Linked DNA regions of Homo sapiens: region 1 is linked to region 2. The links are chromatin loops, found by intact Hi-C in ENCODE. Cell type or tissue: IMR-90. All regions are shown on one strand. Each heading gives the region's core, and the rest is flanking DNA. Links, peaks and the distances in the headings are about the cores only. Region 1 has its middle 17 kb from the start of IMPDH1. Region 2 overlaps KCP (kielin cysteine rich BMP regulator).

The links. Peaks named below come from ENCODE experiments on the same cell type or tissue, not always from the same donor. Only the 100,000 strongest peaks of a DNase experiment are listed, where the experiment ranks them.
Region 1: a loop joins it to region 2, with 8 times the contacts of the local background. A loop is called at or near these places in 14 of 110 quality-filtered maps.

The regions. Positions count from the first base shown.
Region 1 is chr7:128,421,718-128,431,582 of GRCh38, forward strand. No RefSeq gene overlaps it. Among named protein-coding and RNA genes, the nearest start is that of IMPDH1, 17 kb to the left of the region's middle. RefSeq lists a silencer at 4,175-4,334. In IMR-90, for the core only: CTCF peaks have their summits at 4,245 (motif pointing left) and 5,763 (motif pointing right); no DNase peak of the experiment used is centred there; H3K27me3 peaks cover 348 bases.
Region 2 is chr7:128,874,468-128,884,246 of GRCh38, forward strand. KCP (kielin cysteine rich BMP regulator) reads right to left here. Exons shown (of 40, transcript NM_001366122.1): 29 at 9,535-9,655; 30 at 7,470-7,549; 31 at 7,159-7,258; 32 at 6,530-6,618; 33 at 6,152-6,254; 34 at 5,919-6,061; 35 at 5,446-5,618; 36 at 5,251-5,362; 37 at 5,055-5,156; 38 at 4,091-4,255; 39 at 3,017-3,323; 40 at 2,398-2,844. The coding sequence ends at 2,576. Among named protein-coding and RNA genes, the nearest start is that of SPMIP1, 13 kb to the left of the region's middle. RefSeq lists a silencer at 9,168-9,462 and enhancers at 9,208-9,317, 9,768-9,779. In IMR-90, for the core only: CTCF peaks have their summits at 5,769 and 9,306 (motif pointing left); no DNase peak of the experiment used is centred there; H3K27me3 peaks cover 496 bases.

The sequences.
Region 1 (9,865 bases), core at 638-8,637, 450 kb before region 2:
GCTGATCCCCAGGCCCTCCTGCCCTAGGCCTCCAGCCCCATCTAATTAATTACCTGAGGCCAGGAGCTGTATCCACAGCACTGCCATTCCCCACCCCTCCCCCCACCCCCGCTCAGGTGCCTCTGCAGCTCAGCCCAGAGCCACCTGTGAAGTGGGGAGGGCAGGCAACACCTCTACCCCCTTGAAGGTACAGAGGTGGGCCTGATGACCCCAGGCCATGTGAGATCTCATTGGGAGCACAGGAAGCACTCTTCACTGCTCCTTGTCACCCTTCCATTACAAGTCCCATGTGGTTTTTCACCCTATCCCACATCAGGGCTGTGGAACCCTTGACATAATCCTACCCTACCTTCCAGGCAGGCCTAAAAGTGTATATGTGTGTGGGGGGGGGGGGATATGGTGTGTGGGGGTGTGTGTGTCTGTGTTTGTGGTGTGTGGGGGGTGTGTGTGTGTATGTGTGTGGTGTGGTATGTGTGGTGTGTGTAGGGGTGTGTGTGTGTATGTGTGTGTGGGGTGTGTGTGTGTGTTATGTGGTGTGGTGTGTAGGAGTGTGTGTCTGTATGTGTGTGTAAGTGTGTGTAGGGGGTGTGTGTGTGAGAGAGAGAGAGGGAGAATGGATGCCCTAGGACTTCTTCTCCCTGCATACACTGAAAAAAGAGAAAAGGACTTCGTATCTGCAGTCTTTTTTGTTTTTGTTGTTTTGTTTTGTTTTGAGACAGAATCTCCCTCTGTTGCCCAGGCTGGCATGCAATGGCACGAACACAGCTCACTGCAGCCTCAACCTCCTGGGCTCAAGTGATCTTCCTACCTCAGTCTCCGAAGTAGCTGGGGCTACAGGGACACACCACCATTCCCAGCAATTTTAAAAACTTTTTTTTTTTTGTAGAGCCACAGTCTCACTATGTTGCCCAGGCTGGTCTTGAACTCCTGGGGTCAAGCAATCTGCCCACCTTGGCCTCCCAAAGTGCTGGGATTACAGGCGTGAGCCACTGCACCTGGCCTGTAGTCTTGACATGCTGTGAGATACTGTCCTGTTCAATTTCTAGCCAACAATATCAAAAAGGATTCTCCTCAGACTGAGAGCGGATTTAGGAAGAGGTTTAGAAAGCTTCTGTCACCACCGACCTGCAACAGAGCAAATGTCTGTGGCCCCTAGCATCCTGAGCCAGCAGGGGAGGGTCTGGGGTGGGATATGTGTGACAAGCCCACTGCATGCATAGCTACTATGCCACTGTGTCCCTGAGTGCTGGCATGGGAGCCAGGCCTGGCACCTATCCTGGCATTGGCAGGCGGGAGGAAGGAGGCCTCGTGAGCAGATGGAGGCTTCTGCAGCAGCTCTCTCTCTGCAGGGCCCCTCTGCATGAGTGTGTCAGCTTCCCCTGCCCTGGCCCTGACCCTGTCACATCTCGGCCTCAGTTTCCTAGTGGTTTACACCCTTTTTTCTGAAGATTGTCATTGCAGTGGAATATATTAAATGCTAGGTGAGGTAACCAATGAAGTAAGTTACTTAAAAGTGCTTTGAAACGTGTCAACAACTACACAAACACAAGTCATTATTCTATTTTTTTTTTTTTTTTGAGACGCAGTTTCACCCTTGTCACCCAGGCTGGAGTGCAGTGGCGCAATATTGGCTCACTACAACCTCTGCCTCCCGGGTTCAAGTGATTCTCCTGCCTCAGCCTCCTGAGTAGCTGGGATTACAGGCACCCGCCACCACACCCGGCTAATTTTTGTATTTTTAGTAGAGATGGGGTTTCACCATGTTGGCCAGTCTGGTCTCGAACTCCTGACCTCAGGTGACTTACCCACCTCGGCCTCCCAAAGAGCTGGGATTACAGGCATGAGCCACGGAGCCCAGCCAATCCATTCTCTTTCTACCACACCTACTGCTCCTTAAATGATTCATTTACTCCACCTTAACTGAGAGCACAGTGCCAGGTGGCTAATAAATCCAATCTACCAGTTGGATAGCCTAGGTTATGCTGCAGTAAGAACAGCAAAAACCTAACTCACTGGCATAACATAACAAAAATTCATTTCTCATTTACTCTGCATGTCCATTGTGGGTCAGATGGGGCTACTCTAAAACCCAGGCTGATGGAGCAATCACTATCTGGAACCGTGCCATTAGCTGTGGCAGAGGGGAAGAGAGCTCTGAAGGTCTCACAAAGTCAATAAAATGCTCCAGGCCAGCAGTGATACCATCAATTCCACTTAATCCCATTGGCCACAACTACTGTAGTCCATGGCCACACCCAATCACAAGTGACCAGGGAATACAATCCTTTCAAGTGGCCAGAAGGCAGAGAGGAGGAAAAATTTGGTGAACAGCTTTAATGTGTACCATGTGTATTACTAATTACTGTTGATGATTTAGAAGATGCAGGGCAACACTAAGTGAAAAGGGTGCTTATAAAGGGTTGCATTATTATTATTATTATTTTGAGACACAGTTTCACTCTGTCACCCAGGCTGGAGTGCAGTGGCACGATCTCGACTCACTGCAACCTCCGCCTCCCAGGTTCAAGTGATTCTTCTGCCTCAGCCTCCTGAGTAGCTGGGACTACAGGCGCATGCCACCATGCCCAGCTAATTTTTGTATTTTTAGTAGAGATGGGGTTTCACCATATTGGCCAGGCTGGTCTTGATCTCCTGACCTCGTGATCTGCCCACCTCAGCCTCCCAAAGTGCTGGGATTATAGGCGTGAGCCACCGTGCCCGACCATAAAGAGTTGCATTATTACAAAGATTAATCCCATCCAGGATCTTCAACAACCTCTTCACAGTTGCCACAGAAAGCCTTGGTTGGGTGCAGAGGCCCAGCAACTACACAGGCCCTTCAGCTGTCCTTTCTTCTAGATTCAGGAAGAGCCCACATGGTTTATAAACATAGTTCCCATTAAGTCCAGCAACAAACAGGCTGGAAATCCAACTCTTATGCCCCTTACTCCATTCCTTGGATTCATATTCTTATTGCAGCCATGCCCTAATTCCACTTCTGGGAGTAGGTGGCAGGTACCCCCCTGGACCTGAGGTTCATCATGCTGTAGGGCAAATCATGTGGGATGGAGCAGGGAGCTGTGGGAAAAGATATTCCTCCATAGTCCTGCCTGAGGCTTTGGAGTAGATCCCAGAGAGTCCCTTGGCCAAAGTTATGGGGACTAGCTGAGTGATGTGGTGAATGTCCATGAGCTTGGCAGACAGAAGCCTGGCTGAAACCCTTAGTTCCTTCCATATTAGCTATATGACCATGGACAGGCATTCTGGGTTGTTTCTTCCTCTGAAAAATGAGGATGATAGTGACTTCTGTTAACATGCTATGAGGAACAGCAGTTTATTAATATTAAGTAAACACCTGGCACATAGCAGTTGCTTCATAAAGCTATTATTACCATGATAGTTGAAGCCAAACAGCTGCCCTGAGAATTTTCATACACACTCTGCAGACATGAGCTCTGGCAGCCTGAGACTTGGTTTCACTTGACCTCGGGCTGTGTTCAGAGTGAAAGGATGAAGTATTATTGTTAATTCACTAAAACTAGTGTTTTATCTCCTAACTATTGGAATGATTTCATTGTTATTGTTTTCATTACATGTGCACACCTAACTTGCATGGATGAAATATAAGCCTAGTATGAATACAGATGTCATAATCAAAGACAAAATGGTGATTAAAAAGAAGAAATCTAGAGAAATTGTTTTGCTAAACTCTCTTACCGAAGAACCTTAAGCACATTAAAAATTAGCTTTAGGCCAGGCGCGGTAGCTCACACCTGTAATCCCAGCACTTTGAGAGGCCGAGGCGGGCGGATCAACTGAGGTCAGGAGTTCGAGACCAGCCTGACCAATATGGTGAAACCCTGTCTCTACTAAAAAATACAAAAATTAGCCGGGCGTGGTGACAGGCGCCTCTAATCCCAGCTACTCAGGAGGCTGAGGCAGGAGAATCGCTTGAACCTGGGAGGTGGAGGTTGCAGTGAGCCGAGATCGTGCCATTGCACTCCAGCCTGGGCGACAGAGCAAGACTCCATCTCAAAAAAAACAAAAATTAGCTTTAATTTTTTAGTTTTTACAACATGGCCTTAATTTTAATCTTGAGTTTGTAATTACTTTGTGTACCATGGTACAGTGGCTAATAAAAATAAGTTAAATCTGTAAACAGTCACATAAACTTTTTCAAAGCAAATTGGCTTGGATGGCTGCACCTGAATCCATGTCGGGGGGTGCTGAGACAAGACTGCCCCCTTCTGGGACTCTCCAGTACTGCAGTGACTCCTTGCTCAGGCAGGCTCTTTGCCTTCATTCACTGGAATGGGGCCCTGGTAGAACCGGGGCCATCCCTTTCTGTCTTCACAGCTGTGGGCCTCTCCATGGTGTTCAGACTGCTAGAGGACAATGGTCTTCAAGTGTCTTGGGTTTTCAGAAGCCTTTCTGGATCTCTCTTTGAGGAAAGAGGCCGCATCTACTCCTCAACATTGCCTTACATTGGTATAGGCTACCCAGTTTAAAGAACAGTTTCAGCTGGGCGTGGTGGCTCACGCCTGTAATCTCAGCACTTTGGGAGGTCAAAGTGGGCAGATCATGAGGTCAGGAGTTCATGACCAGCCTGGCTAACATGGTGTAACCCCGTCTCTACTAAAAATACAAAAATTAGCCGGACGTGGTGGGGGACATCTGTAATCCCAGCTACTCAGGAGGCTGAGGCCGAAGAATTGCTTGAACTCGGGAGGTGGACGTTGCAGTGAGCTGAGATCGGGCCACTGCACTCCAGCCTGGTCGGACAGAGCAAGAATCTGTCTGGGGGGAAAAAAAAAAAAGGAAAAAAGGACAGTTTTACACTCATTATTTCACATGTCATCATAATCCTGTGACTTAAGATGAGACACAAATGATTATCCTCCTTGTACACGGAAGAATAAAGGTTAAGAGACAGTAAGTGGCTTGCCCAAGAGCACACAGCCAGTAAATGGGAAAGAAGTTCTAGAACCCAGGCCTTTGGATATGGGGTTTGCATTCTTTCTTCCTAACCATAATAAAAATATTACCTTTATTTCCACAATATTCTATTTACTATGTGGTAGGTCAGTGATTTTCAACCTTGCTGCACACTAAAATCTCCTGGGGTTCTTAAATAACTCTCCTATCTGGGCCCCTCCTCCACCAATTACATTGAATCCGTGGGTGGAGTTCCAGACATCTGTGGGTTCATTAGCTCCTCCAGGTGTTTCTAATGTACAGCACCAAGTGCCATGTGTGGGGGCTTTATAAACACCTTCTCATTTAAACCTCCTCACAAATCCCATCAGCTAGGTATACCAGCCACGTGCTGATAGGATACGTAAATTGCCCAGCTGACCTTAGATAGCCCCTAATACCACAATTCCCAAACTGTTCACTAAGGTGTTCCAAGTCTCCACAATGGATTCACAGAGATTCCACATGATATTTGAAAAATATCAAGGAAAGTCCAGGTGTGGGGGATCACGCCTGTAATCCCAGCACTTTGGGGGGCCAAGGCGGGTGGATCACTTGAGGTCAGGAGTTCGAGACCAGCCTGCCAACATGGTGAAACCCCGTCTCTACTAAAAATACAAAAAAAAAAATTAGCCAGGTATGCTGGCAGGTGCCTGTAATCCCAGCTACTCAGGAGGGTGAAGCAGGAGAATTGCTTGAACCTGGGAGGCAGAGGTTGTAGTGAGCCGAGACCGGGCACCAAGGGAACTATTGTGTTAGCTTATGGTAGTTCACCATTTTTACAGTAGATGGCGATGCATTCCTTCTAATGACATAATATCTTTGCAAAACTGGATTTTTCAGCCTGAAAATCGGCATGGAATAGGATATCAGTGTGGTGGTGGTCAATCTGATTCCCAAGTTGGGGAAGTAGTACAGTGCCCAATAGGCATAGCTATCCCATTAGTAAGTAACTGGTAATTTAAGCAAGAAACAATTTTTTTTTCTATTTATGTGCATTATCTTTTTAAATAGCCAAGTTGTTAGGACATAAATACTTATTAAGTTGTTTGGACCTAACAATTTACTTGAAGGTAAATTTGTGGTATTTTTTTTAAAGGCATTGACACACAAAGGGCACCTTCCTAATGCCGAGGCCACATGACAAAGGGGCAGAAGTAGGATTTGATCAGTCTGACCCGAGCCCAAATATTTAACCATTTCTTTGAACTGCGCTCAATCAGTGATTTTCTTCTGTGCCCTGTCCTGGATGCCAAACCCTCAGCATTGAGTTAGGGGTCAACCTGGAAATGACAGAGCAGACATAAATTAAACACTACTGTCAAGACCATAAGTGAGCACAATGTCCTTTGACAAATTACATAACATCCCTGAATCTCAGTTTCTTCATCTGTAAAGCTGGATGACAAAATTACACTACAGGGTTGTTGTGAAGATTAAACAAGCTAAAAATCATCAAGTGTCTGGTTTAGAACAGGTACTCTGTTAAGAGTTTATTCTCTCCCTTTCTCCCCTCCTCACTTCCATGACAGACCTGAAGACATGAGGGGACACAAGTGTGCAAGTAGGTGTGAAACACACACACACACACACATGCAACCACCAGACTGCCTATACACCATCCTCAGTCTCAAACATATTGTTAATGCAGATATACTTACATGCATACATACATATATACATACAATCACAACACCTTGGCTGATTAAATAAGCACAAAAACAAATAGAACAATGAAGCAAATAAAATAAGCTCTTGAACTTGCTCTCCTTCCTCCACGTCCTCCATTGGGAGATCCTCTGCCAGCCTCAAGTATTGTGCAGGCTCAGTCAATCCACATCTGCCTACCTTCCCAGTTGCCCATTATGTCACTGTACATATGCCACTGGACCAAAGAGACACTCTAGACCTAAAAATGCCTTCCATTTCATCTCCACACATGCACACACCCCTACTATTGGTTCTCTTTTTTTTCTTCCTCGAGATGGAGTCTCACTCTGTCACCCAGGCTGGAGTGCAGTGGTGTGATCTCGGCTCACTGCAACCTCTGCTTCCTGGATTCAAGGGATTTTCCTGCCTCAGCCTCCCGAGTAGCTGGGATTACAGGCATGTGGCAACATGCCCAGCTAATTTTTGTATTTTTAGTAGAGACGGGGTGTCACCATGTTGGCCAGGCTGTTCTCGAACTCCTGACCTCAGGTGATCCATCCACCTCGGCCTCCCAAACCAAAGTGCTGGGATTACAGGTGTGAGCCACCACACCCAGCCCTACCATTGGTTCTTAACAGCAGCAGTTCCAGAACAGATTATCACCACCACCCCCAGGTGTTATTTGCAGGAGGAACACCTATACCCGCCAAGGTGTTTAGGTTTTCATCTTTTTTTTTTTTTTTTGAGACATGGTCTCACTGTGTCATCCAGGCTGGAGTGCAGTGGTAAAATCATGGCTCACTACAGCCTCGACCTCCCAGGCTCAAGTGATCCTCCCACCTTAGCCTCCCAAGTAGCTGAAACTGCAGATGTGTGCCACCACATCCTGCTAATTTTTAAAAACAATTTTCTTTTTTTTTTTTTTTTTGTAGGGATGTGGGTCTCACTATGTTTCCCAGGCTGGTCATGAACTCTTGGGCTGAAGTGATCCTCCTGCCTCAGCCTCCCAAAGTGTTAGGATTACAGGTGTGAGCTACTGTGCCCAGCTGGCTTTCATCTTTAGATATTATTTCTTTGGGCTTGAAGGCTTTTATAAAATAGACCTCTCTCTACAAGAGGTAAATCTTATGTCTCACTCAGCAGATGGTTGAACTCTAGGTCAGCTACTGAGGAGGAAATAGAAGAAGGAGTGTCCCTAACACATTAATCCCATAAATATCTAGTGAGCATCTACTATGTGTTAGGCACAGGGGCATGGACATGAACAAGACCCAGTCACTGCCCTCAAGGCTTTTAATCTAATGAAGGACCAAGGCTAGGAAACAGGTGATTACAAGTCCCATGTGATGTATGCTAATCCAGGAAGGAATTATGGGAGCACAGAGGAGGGACACTGAACTAAGACTCAGAGCATTGGCAAAGACTTCCTGAAGGAAGTGACGTCTAGACCGAAATTTAAAGGATGAGGAGTTAGGACCACGAAGGAGGTATGACCATTCCAAGTAGAGAAAACAGAACAGCACAGGAAAAAAGTCCAGGGATGAAGAAGCATAGTGTGTGGGACGTGGGTGCACCTCAACACAAATGTGGGGCATGGTTAGGACCACTTTTTTTTTTTTTTGAGACAGAGCCTTGCTTTGTCACAGGCTGGAGTACAGTGGAGTGATCTCGGCTCACTGCAACCTCTGCCTCTTGGATTCAAGTGATTGTCCTGCCTCAGCCTCCCAAGTAGCTCGGATTATAGGTGCCCGCCACCACACCCGGCTAATTTTTGTATTTTTAGGAGAGATGGGGTTTCGCCATGTTGGCCAGGCTGGTCTCGAACTCCTGACCTCAAGTGATCCACCTGCCTCAGCCTCAGGAAGTGCTGGGATTACAGGCATGAGCCACAGCACCTGGCCAGGACCATTTTTTTTAAGTCCAAAATTTAGCCAAAAATTTTCACTTAAAAACTAATCACTGAGCTTTGGAGCCCATGGTGTGCAAGACAGGAGGTTGGGGTGGATGCGGCTAGAAATCCACTCTCAACATGCTTGTCATCTAATGTCCACGTGGTGGCATGACATCCAGGTATGATGCCCCAGGCCAGGACTGATGCCCACCCCTGTCCCCACCTTGGGACCTTGAGTGACCTAATATAAAACACCAACCTCACCACCATCTTTACAAGTTGTTATAAGCAAAATTCATCAGAATAGAAACTCCCCCGTCCCAAAGAGACACTGCTTCCAAGAAGCCTTTCAGCTCACCAGTCCTTGACCTGCTTGTGACCAGAGCAAGACCTATTCCTTTCCCAGCTTTTGGGAAAGACTCAGTCACTTCAGCCCACCCACCTAGCCCAGGTTGCTGACCTCATGGGTGAGGGTGGAGACCTACCTGGAGAGGGACCTTTCACCTATTTCCCTGTTGCACCTATAGGTCCCTAAAGGGTGCAGGAAGGCACCTGCATATGGCAGTCAGGCTGTCACACAAAGACTCCTCTCGGGCCCTGGGGGAACTGGACTGGGCTCTACCATCCTAAAGGAGTTTACAATTCTGTCTAGTGTCAGGGGTACCTGGCATTCCTCCTCAGGGAGCCCTGGGCCGCACCAACAGAAGGCACAGGTCATGATGTGGTCACCTTCAGGAGGCGGGAGTGGTTGCCTCCCTGAGTTCTGGGACCATCCCTTTTGGAGGCCCCTCCACTTGGAGAACAATCTACGAGACCGCAGAGGCACCCACAGACCCTCCAGCTAGGACCTGAGGGTGGCTTCTGAGATGACCGGGAGACTGTTCCTGGCTATGGGACGGGGCATACTTGATAGCCCCAAATCACAATCCCTGGCAAAGGAGCCCACCCGCCCCAGCTCACGCCCCCGCCCCACAAGCAGGGATTCTGGTTCCTATGTCCACCCAGCCTCTCCCTGCCTCAATGTCTCAGTTGCAGGGTAAAGGTGAGGACAGATCCCTCCTTCCCGTTGTGGGTGGCCCAGGGCGGTTTCCGGCTGAGTCAGCCCCATGGGGAGAGCACTGCTCTGGCCAGTGGTAGAACTGGCCCGCTCACTTCCTCCCCGAGCTGGGAGGTCTGGCTACCCTGGAGGCTGCCCTGAACTGCTGCTCAACCCCTGCAGGTCAGGGCACCTGCTGAGATCTCCCCCTCCTCCTGGGACAAACAGTGTTATCCCAGCATTTGCATTACTTCCCTGGCTCCGGGCTTTGCTAGTAAAGCAATTACTTACTGCTAAGAGGAAAGACTTTTCCC
Region 2 (9,779 bases), core at 1,780-9,779:
CAGGGCGTGAGGGGGCACCCACCCTGGCCTCAGCCACACCCCCAGCCAGCCCTTACCTGCTCCTGGGCCCGCCGGCTCCACTCCATCTGCAGCAGTACAGGGGGCAGCTCCAGCCCTGGGGGATACCCGCGGCCCTCTTGCACCTGGAGGGGCAAGATGGTGTCAGGTCCCCGCCTGTCTCCTTCCTTCTGAGGCAGTGCCCCTCCCTCACCTGCCAAAGTGCAGCCCTGAGCTGGCCTGGGCTTGCGGGGCACCAGAAGAGATACTGGTACAAAGCCAAGGCCTGTCTGGGGCTGCAGGGGAGCCCTGAGGCCCCCGGGGTGGCTGCCTGCACCATGCGGAGCCTGGAGGGAAGCGGAGGACAGGAAACCAAGAGCCAGGAGCAAGGAAGGACAAAGGCTCTGATCTCAATCATGCAGGGCCTGACACCTGAGCCCTGGCTGGACGGCGGCCAAGCCTCATAGACTCTGACCTGTCTCTGAGATGGCTTTTATGGCCCTACAAGTGGCAGCGTGGAGTGAGCAGTGTGACCCCGAAAGAGGGAGGTATACGCATATGCTTGTTTACAGCCCCCAGTGAGCATTTGTTTGACATATACTGTACAAGCATACATATGCACATCAACCACACAGCTGCATTATTTGGGCACACAATATGCCCAATATGGGTAGCAACAGCAGCCGCTACCAACAGTTTAGCTTGTGCGGGAATGAAGATGCTTCGTACATATAATCCTTCCTTGCAGCAACTCTATGAAGCAGGCTCTATTATTATCCCCACTTTATAGGCAAGAAGACTGACTCAGAAAGCAACTTCTCCTAGGCCAAGTGTGGTGCTTCACATCTGCAGTTCCACCACTTTGGGATGATGAGGTGGGAGGATGGCTTGAGCCCAGGAATTTGAGACCAGCCTGGGTGACATAGCAAGACCCCACCTCTTAAAAAAAAAAAAAAAGTTAGCCAGAAGTGGTAGCACGCGCCTGTAGTCACAGCTACTTGGGAGGCTGAGATGGGAGGATTGATTGAGGCTGGGAGGTCAAAGCTGCAGTAAGCTGTGATCGTGCCACTGTATTCCAGCCTGAGTGACAGAGCAAGATCCTGTCTCTTAAAAAAAAAAAAAAAAAAAAAAAAAAGGAATAGCTTGTCTTAACATGTGGCAGCATTTTTTTCTTCTGGAGATGGATGGATGTGATACCCTCTGGGAAGACATGGTCCCGGGAGCCCAGGCCGTCCATCAGCAAGAGGCGAGTGGTAAGAGGCCCTGCCCCAGCGAGCACTACCCACATGCTTATCCATGCTGTCCACCTAGTAAGTGCTGTCCATGCATCACTGTTCATTCCCCAACACATACCAGACGCTTGTTACTATCATCCTCATCTCGCAGATGAATAGACAGGTCATTTAAGTTATCTAATCAGGAGAGGGGCTGAGTGCAGGAGCTCTGCCATCTTTACATCCTGCCCTGTCGTGAGCAGATTTGCCTGCTGGCTACTTTGTCCCCATTCCGTGAGAGAACAGAGCAGACCCTCCTCTTGGCCAGAAGAGAAAACAGCGTCAATGAAAGAGCAATCAGGCTGAGTGGCCTCCAATTCAACCTGGCGCTCTTTTGCGTCCTTGCCTGAGCACAAAGCCCTTCACTCCCTGTTGGAATAGCAGGGAGCAATGAGGATGGAGTCCCCTGACCTCATGACCAAGGTCCCTAAAACACCAAGGTCACAGAGCTGGTAGGCAGCAAAGAAAACTTGAATTCTGGACTTTTTCTATCTCAAAACCCATGTTCCCTCCCTACAGTGACGTCTTTACATGCTGCCAGTGTCTACTGCCCATATGTCTGCCCAGGGTGGGTGTGGCTGTGAAGGCAGGCAGGTATGCATTGCACGTGCTTATCTGGGTTTCTGAGGGATGTGTGTTTCTGTGTGCACACGCAGGTACATGTCCACACTGCATTGTGGTCTATTGCTTCTGTTTCTCACCCCAGGCATAGGGTCCCTGTGTCACTAGCTCTCAGAGTGGCCCAGAAGGTGCCTGCACACTCAGTATCCCCAAGCCACAAGGAAGGGGGAGGCCATTCTCTGATGCAGCCCCTTCTCCGTGGTTCCTCAGCCCCTGCAGGATCCCACATGGATCCACAGAAGGTACCACATGGGGCCACACGTCATGCCTGCTACACAGAATGAGCACAGGGCTAAGACCAGGGCACCAGGGTCCTCCTTCTACCCACTGCAGGGTTTCCCAGACAGCACCAGGGAGTGGCTGGGTGGGGCAGCCCAGGCATGCAGGTGCAAGGAGTAAGCATGGTGCCGTGATTCTGCGGCCACTGATCACTGGACCCCATGTTCCTGGCAGCCCAGCCTCTGTCCCAGCACCAGGAGGAAATACACACACACACAAGGAAGCCTTCGGGCAGGCCTAGAGTTTACTGCTGGTGACTCAACATGGCGGGGGTCTTTGCAGGGCAGGGGCCCAGGCTCCAGTGTCCAGGCAGGGCATTCTCTCCATAGCCCTAACCAGGGTGGGAACTGCTCGCCAAGGGGAGACTCCTGGCCTGATGAACCCTTATCAGGCACTGTCCTGGCTCAGGGTGTCTCCTGGGGCTCCCGGCTGGGGCTGGGCCGAGCACCAAGTGGCTGGTCTCCAGTGAGCAGGACTTGGGGGCAGGCCTCGGGTGGGATGCAGTGGGCCTCATGCTCCACCAGGCCTGCAGGGCACTGGCAGCCGGGCACGCAGGGCCTCACGCAGTGGGCTGCCAGCTCCCCCAGGGGGATATGCTGATTGAAGCAGGTGCGGGGACAGGGTGGGCCGCACTCATCAAACACGAAGCCACGCTCCAGGGGGCAGCCTACCACTGCAGGGGGAGTGGGAGGCGGGGTTACCAAGGCACCTGAAACTGCCCCAGTTGCTGTGCGTACCCCTGCGAGACTCGCCATACCCGGCCTGGTCCTGCCCTGAGCCCTCCGGGCTGCCCTTCTTCTCTGTGCTGAGCCTCCCCCAACCTGCAGCGGGCATCACCCCCTCACCACACAGCGTGGGGCCTCGCCAGGTAGGTGTCACTCCTGCCTGGCGACAGTGACTGGCGTAGGCTTCCAGGGCATCACAGAGGCAGGCATCAGCGGAGGAGCCAGGGCCACAGGCACACAGGTCATACACACAGGCGGCAAAGAAGGGCTCCGGTGGCACCACAGCATGGCAGCGACTGAATGGGGAGGACTTCAGCACCCCACACCGGGCATTGGCCTCACGCCTGGCACGGTAACCTGCTGCCCGGCACGGATCCACCTCTCGGCCTGCAGAACAGGGCCGGCCAGGCCACAGCCCCTCTGAGACCTGGGTGGGGAGAGCAGCCCTGACGTGACAGCACCACTGGCAGCTGGCCTCTGCATGCCGTGCTCTTCAAAGCACTTCCCACCCAGTCATTTGCTTTAGTCCCCAAAACCTCCCTAAAAGAACAGCAAATGAAGTACTGTCTACCTTCTTTTTGTCCCCATTTTACAGAAGGACAGACCAAGGCCAGAGTAGGTCAGCACTTGTCCAAGGTCACACAGCCAGTGAGTGGCAAAGCAAGGCTTGAGGGTTCAGGTAACAAGCCTTCTTTTTTTTTTTTTTTTTTGAGACAGAATTTTGCTCTTGTTGCTCAGGCTGGAGTGCAGTGGCACGATCTCAGCTCACCACAACTTCCACTTCCTGGGTTCAAGTGATTCTCCTGCCTCAGCCACCCGAGTAGCTGGGATTACAGGCATATGCACCACCAGGCTGGGCTAATTTTGTATTTTTAGTAGAGATGGGGTTTCTCCATGTTGGTCAGGCTGGTTTCAAACTCCCAACCTCAGGTGATCCACCCACCTCGGCATCCCAAAGTGCTGGGATTATAGGCATGAGCCACCCTGCCCGGCCAATGAGGCCTCTTTTGACAAGCCACCCTACCTCTCCAGCACCAAGACAGGCAAGAAGCCCCCACACCTCCCTGAAAGCCCAAAAGCCTATCTTGTGTGACTTCGCCCCCCTTCCCTGCTTTCCATGCCAGAGGGTTGCTCTGAGACTCATGCTCAGCTGCGTCTCCCCTAATCCCCATCCCCGGTTCCTGTACCACTCACCTGCCAGCTATTCCCAAACGCAGCCTCCGAGGGCAGGAGCAGCCCCTCAGGGCCCTGCAGATCGTCCTGGGCAAAGCCATTGAAGTTCCCACAGAGCCCACAAGTCCGGCCCTGGTAGGAGCCAGGTACGCTCACCTCCACCTGGGACTGCCCATCCCACAGCACCTGTGTGGAGAGGCCTGAGACTGGGGAGCAGGGAAGGACAGGGGCCTTAAGAAGCCCAGGGTCCATCATGGCCCCAGGCACTGTGTTCAGTGCGGCCAGTGCTGTAGGGGAGGAGAATGGACAGGTGGAGGCTCCCCTTGGAAGAAACACCACCCTGGCCAAGGCCAAGTGGATACATTCTGTGCCAGCCCTGGGCAAAGACAGATGACAGGAGGAGCTGCCCACAGCTCCTGCATGAGGGCACCTTCTCCTGCTGCCATCCCTGCACTGGGCCCCAGGTGAAATGCAACCCCCTTCCGGGGATTCACTTTCTCATGGGCATTCGGGCCTTGCAGAGGACAAAGCACAATTAGGGTCCGGATTAGAAGTGTACACCCTTATTCTACGAATTTACGAGTTGTGTTTCCTGCTGGGGGCAGGGGGCAAATTACTCTTCCACATGAGAGTTGGAAGGAACCTGAGACACCCCCCCAGGAGACTTCAGCTGACATCCTCCCCACTGCCACTGACCCTTCCCATTCCCCACTTTACAGACGAGAAATCTGTGGCCCAGAGGAGGCTGGTGGTGGCTTAAGAGGCTGAGCCGAGATTAGAAATCGGGCTCAGAACTCAGAACTCCTCTGACTGCCTGGGGAGATCTCTGACCCTGATCCACCTCCCCTCACACCCCTGTACCCCACTCCTTGCCTTTTTTGGCTAGGAGGTAGCTGGCATCCCCACCCCCTCTACAGATACAGAGGCCTAAACAGGACTGAAGCTCCCAGCAGGCAGCCCACCCAGACTCGCCCTGGAGCCGCACCTGGAGCCCGGGCTGGGCGTGCAGGATCACAGTGTGTCCTCGCAGCTCCACATACAGCAGCGGCTCCTGCAGGAAGGGCAAGGCCACCGGGTGCCCATCCACCTGGAGGATAAAGGAGGTGGGAGGAGGGGTGATGTCGAGGCACATGGGTGGACAGCACAGGATCCACCTTCCTCCACTCCTCGGCTTTGCTCACCGTGACTGCCCCGTCCTGCAGCAGCCGCACGGCCATGTCTCCCAGCAGCACCGCCACCTCCTGGGTCCAGGCCACACCGCTCCGGCCCCGGTCATCATTGGTCACGTGCACACTGTGGGCAGGAAAGTCCCAGGTGCCAATGGTCAGCAGGGCTGGGTGTAGGGGTTGGGGAGAAGAGAGACAGGGGATGCACACCTGAAGTCCCCGCTGTGGCAGTCCTTGGCCAGCACATAGCTGCAACTGCCCTGGAAGTGCAGCAGGCGGCCGTCGAAGGTGCGGTAATGGGGGTCTCCGAAGGCCATGCAGGAAGCGGGCCGAGGCAGGCAGCGGGGGCAGCAGCTGCCAGGACTCAGGGCAGGGGCCTTGTCCTGCACTCAGCCCCAGACACTGTCAGACACACCGCCCTCCCCGCCATGCCTCTCGCAGACCCTCCCAGAAAACCAAGCATCTCCCAGGAGTCTCCAGGGATCTCCAGGACTCTGGCTCCCAGGCTCCCTGTGAGTGAGGTCAGGGCACCACATCGTGGTCGCACTGGGAACAGCACTGTCCCCAGCTCCCAGCTGGCGGCAGGAGCCCAGCCTCCCTCTCTGATGCCTGGTCACACCAGGATGGCGGTACCATGTGCCCCCACCCTGACCCTCCCCACCATTTTAGATTGCGGCACTCACGGGGCCACACGAGAGCGGTGAGCAGCGCTGGCTCTGGCAACGCACGGTGCCCGCCATGCAGGAGCAGCTGGTGCAGGTGTCCACAGTCCAGCGCTCTCCAGAGGCCACCTCACGGCCCTGGTGCACGCAGGACTGGGTGGGAGCTGAAGGGATAGGAGCTGGGAGGGTCAGCTGCTCCTCCCACATGCCCAGAAGGTCTGGCTTACCCCTCCCCCATCACCCTGGCTGCGCACCTTGGCATCGCTCACAGCAGCTGTCAGCCTGGGGCACCTTCGCCCAGCCATGGGGGCAGGAGAGGGCCTGGCACTCCTCGAGGTGGCACTCCACATGGCCCCGCTGAGGACAGACATCATTGTTCTGGGGTTTTCTGCAGGGCCGGAGTCCCCAGCCTCATGCTTCTGGGGGCCTCTGGGCATGGACTTCTGCCTGCCCCTCCCACAATACATTCTTCACAGTTCAAGAGGGGAATGAAATCCAGCCTTCGGCTCCATGCCCCGGTGCAGGGATGCCCCTGACCCTTAAAGACCCCATATCTGCTGGTGGAGTGTTGGACACTCCTCCCTTTATCCATCTGCGAGATCCTCCACCCTCCCAGGCCCACCCCAGCTCACATGGCAGGTGCAGGCGATGCACGCATTGCTGGGGTCCCGCCAGCTCTCTCCATCTGCCACTCTCCGGCCCTCGGCCTCCACCACACATTCTGAGGGGGGAGACATGGGATGGGCAGGCACTGTCCCTCCTGCTGTATCCTCCCTCCTTGGAGCTTACCCAGCATTTCACGGCAGGAAAGCACCCACTCCGTGTCCCTACCACCCTGATGGTGTTGATTTCTTCAGCCAATATCCACAGGGCCTATTAGACATCAGGCCTCACATCAGAGCTCAGGATGTCTCTAGGGTCCTAGGAGCCCAAAGGGCCAGAGGCTGGAACCCCACTCTGGGCCAGCTGCCCGCTCAGCAGTGCAATGCCCTCTTCATGGGCCTGGGGATCCTGAGCCCCCTGACAGGCATCAGGCCAGACCTTGAGAATCTAGGCTTCATCCCAGCTTCCCCCTGCCTCATGGGTCTCTTCTCCACCTCAAGAACAGCCCCCCTCCATTTCTAGAAAAGAATGAACCCTGCATTCTGTTCTAGAAACCGAGTACAAACCCTGGGCTGCCCGCTTGGCCCATGAATGCCTCCCCTTCCTGTGTTCCCCCTGGGCTCCTCTCTGAGGGTGGAGGCCAAGGCTGGGCACTTACCCCGGCATACGGGGCAGCAGCTCCCAGGGGGAGTGTGGCGCTCTGAGAGGGGACAGCTGAGCTCAGGACAAGCCTGGTGGATGCAGAGCCATGTCAGGTCCTGCCCATGTGAACACAAGAGGTAGAGAATGGCAGATCTCAGGGAGCTGGTGGAGGAGTAAGGCATAGGCAGGATGTGACAGTCAGGACAAGTGGGCAAATGTCAGGGCGAATGGAGAGCCCTGGAGCTGCTGCGGGAGAGGAGTGGCAGCCACAGCCCACAGAGAAGGAAGAAGAGGGGCTCTGTGAGTCCCCAAGGCAGGAGGGCTCACCTGGCACTGGCACGTGTAGCAGGGGTCTGGTGGGGCTAGCTCAGATCCCAGCAGGCCCTCTGAACAGTTACTCAAGGCCTCTGTGAAGACAAGAATCCAGAGTGCGGGACAGAAAGAGGGGCACAGGGCTGGAAATCCCAGCTGTCCCCATGCACTGTGTCCCCAGGTTTCTAACTCGAACTCCTGAGCATACCCATATCCCAGCACCTTGACTCCAGGGAGGATAAGTCCTCTTTCTCTTCAATTCAGTCAAGTTTACACGTTTTAAAAGAAACTTTGCTAGGCTATTATTTGGGGCCGGGTGGGGGTGCAAGGTGACTGGAAACAGACCAACCATGGCTTCCTTAGCCTGAGGTCACTAAAAATGGCCAGTCTGCGGCCTGCTCTCCCTCCCGCTATCTGTAATACAGTGTGGCTACAACTGCGCAGGGAAGCACACAGCCAGGCATCCCGGGTTCGAATCCTGATGCCAGCACTCAGTGCCTGTGCTTATTAGGTTGGATTAATCCACCTCTCTGAGCCTCAGTTTCTTAATCTGTAAAAAGAGATTAATAATACTTCCCTCACTGGGTAACTATGAAAATGAAGCGAGAGACTTTATTAAGAGCACCAAGTACAGTCTGTGGCATGGAACAGGTGCTTAATCAATGTTAGTCTTCTTCCCTTCCCCTGAAGCACCCCCTAGCAAGTGTTGATCAGAGCAGCCCTCCCTGATGGATGCCAGGGATGACTGCACAGCATTATGAACGTATTTAATACCACAAACTGTACACTTAAAAATGGTTAGGATTGTACATTTTAGTGTCTTACCACCATAAAAAACAAACAAACAAACAAACAAACAAAAAACAGAAAAGTCGGCGAGGTGGCTCACACCTGTAATCCAGCTCTTTCGGAGGCTGAGGCGGGTGGATCACCTGAGGTCAGGAGTTCGAGACCAGCCTGGCCAACATGTTAAAACCCCATCTCTACTAAAAATACAAAAATTAGCCAGGCTTGATGGCGCATGCCTATAATCCCAGCTACTCGGGAGGCTGAGGCAGGTGAATCCCTCGAATCCAGAGGTTGCAGTGAGCCGAGATTGTGCCACCGCACTCCAGCCTGTGCGACAAAGCGAGACTCCGTCTCAAAAAAACCAAAACCCAAATAAAAAAACCAAATTGGAGAAAATAGGATTATCATTAAAAAAAAAAGTATGTTTTTTCTTTCTTTTTTTTTTTTTGAGACAGAATCTCGCTCTGTTGCCAGGTTGCAGTGTAGTGGCACCATCTCAGCTCACTGCAACCTCTGCCTCCCGGGTTCAAGCTATCCTCCTGCCTCAGCCTCCCGAGTAGCTGGGACTACAGGCATGCCCCATCATGCCCAGCTAATTTTTGTATTTTTAGTAGAGACGGGGTTTCACCATGTTGGCCAGGATGGTCTCGATCTCTTGACCTTGTGATCCTCCCACCTTGGCCTCCCAAAGTGCTGGGATTACAGGCGTGAGCTACCAACCTCGGCCTGTTTTTTCTATGTAAGGATAACGTTCACCTGTATTGCAAAGGTAGGTTATCATTTCAGTGTTGGTATAGGACCAGAAACAGAAAAAAATTCCCTCCACAACAAATGTAAAATGGCTGTGTTAGGTAAACAACTATTAAATCCAGGAGACAGAAATTGGCCATCTTTCAATATTTGTAATAAAAATAAAACTGTTTCTTTACTTTTCCCCCCAATCTTAATAAATTTTTACTCTAACAACGACAACAAAAAAAGCTCGCCCACCCCTGTGGCTGGGCTACCCCCTGCCTGCCTGGGCCTCACGTCTCAGCACAACTGTCGCCCTGCAGCGCCACCTGCTGGCCAAGATGCTCCACAAACTGCACCCAGCTGCGGAGAGGCAAAGGGTTCCTGTCAGCTTCCCCAGTTCCCTTAGGGATGGTGCAGCCCTCGCCGGCCAGGCATAGGGTTCCAGAACAGTCCACTGGAGTCAGGAAGAATCTGGGGCTGGGACTGGTGAGGAAGGGCGGCAGGGGGTGGCAGCCCTAACCTCATATCTCATCTACCCCCACATCCCTGGACTCACCGGCACAGGTGGGACAGCAGTGCTGGGGCCCAGGGGGCAGGAGCTGGCTGGGGGGGCAGCCCACCAGGCTGGGACACTGCCGCCGGTGACAGCGAAGGCTGGGAGGCCCCTCAGGCTGTGGCTACAAGAATGAGTGAGCAGCGGTGGGTCCTGGGCCACAAAAACCCAGAGCTGCCCTTGGCCGGGACTTCCGGCCCCTCCCTCTGCCTGCTGCAGCCTCTTCCGGGACATGTCTTGGGCCCTGA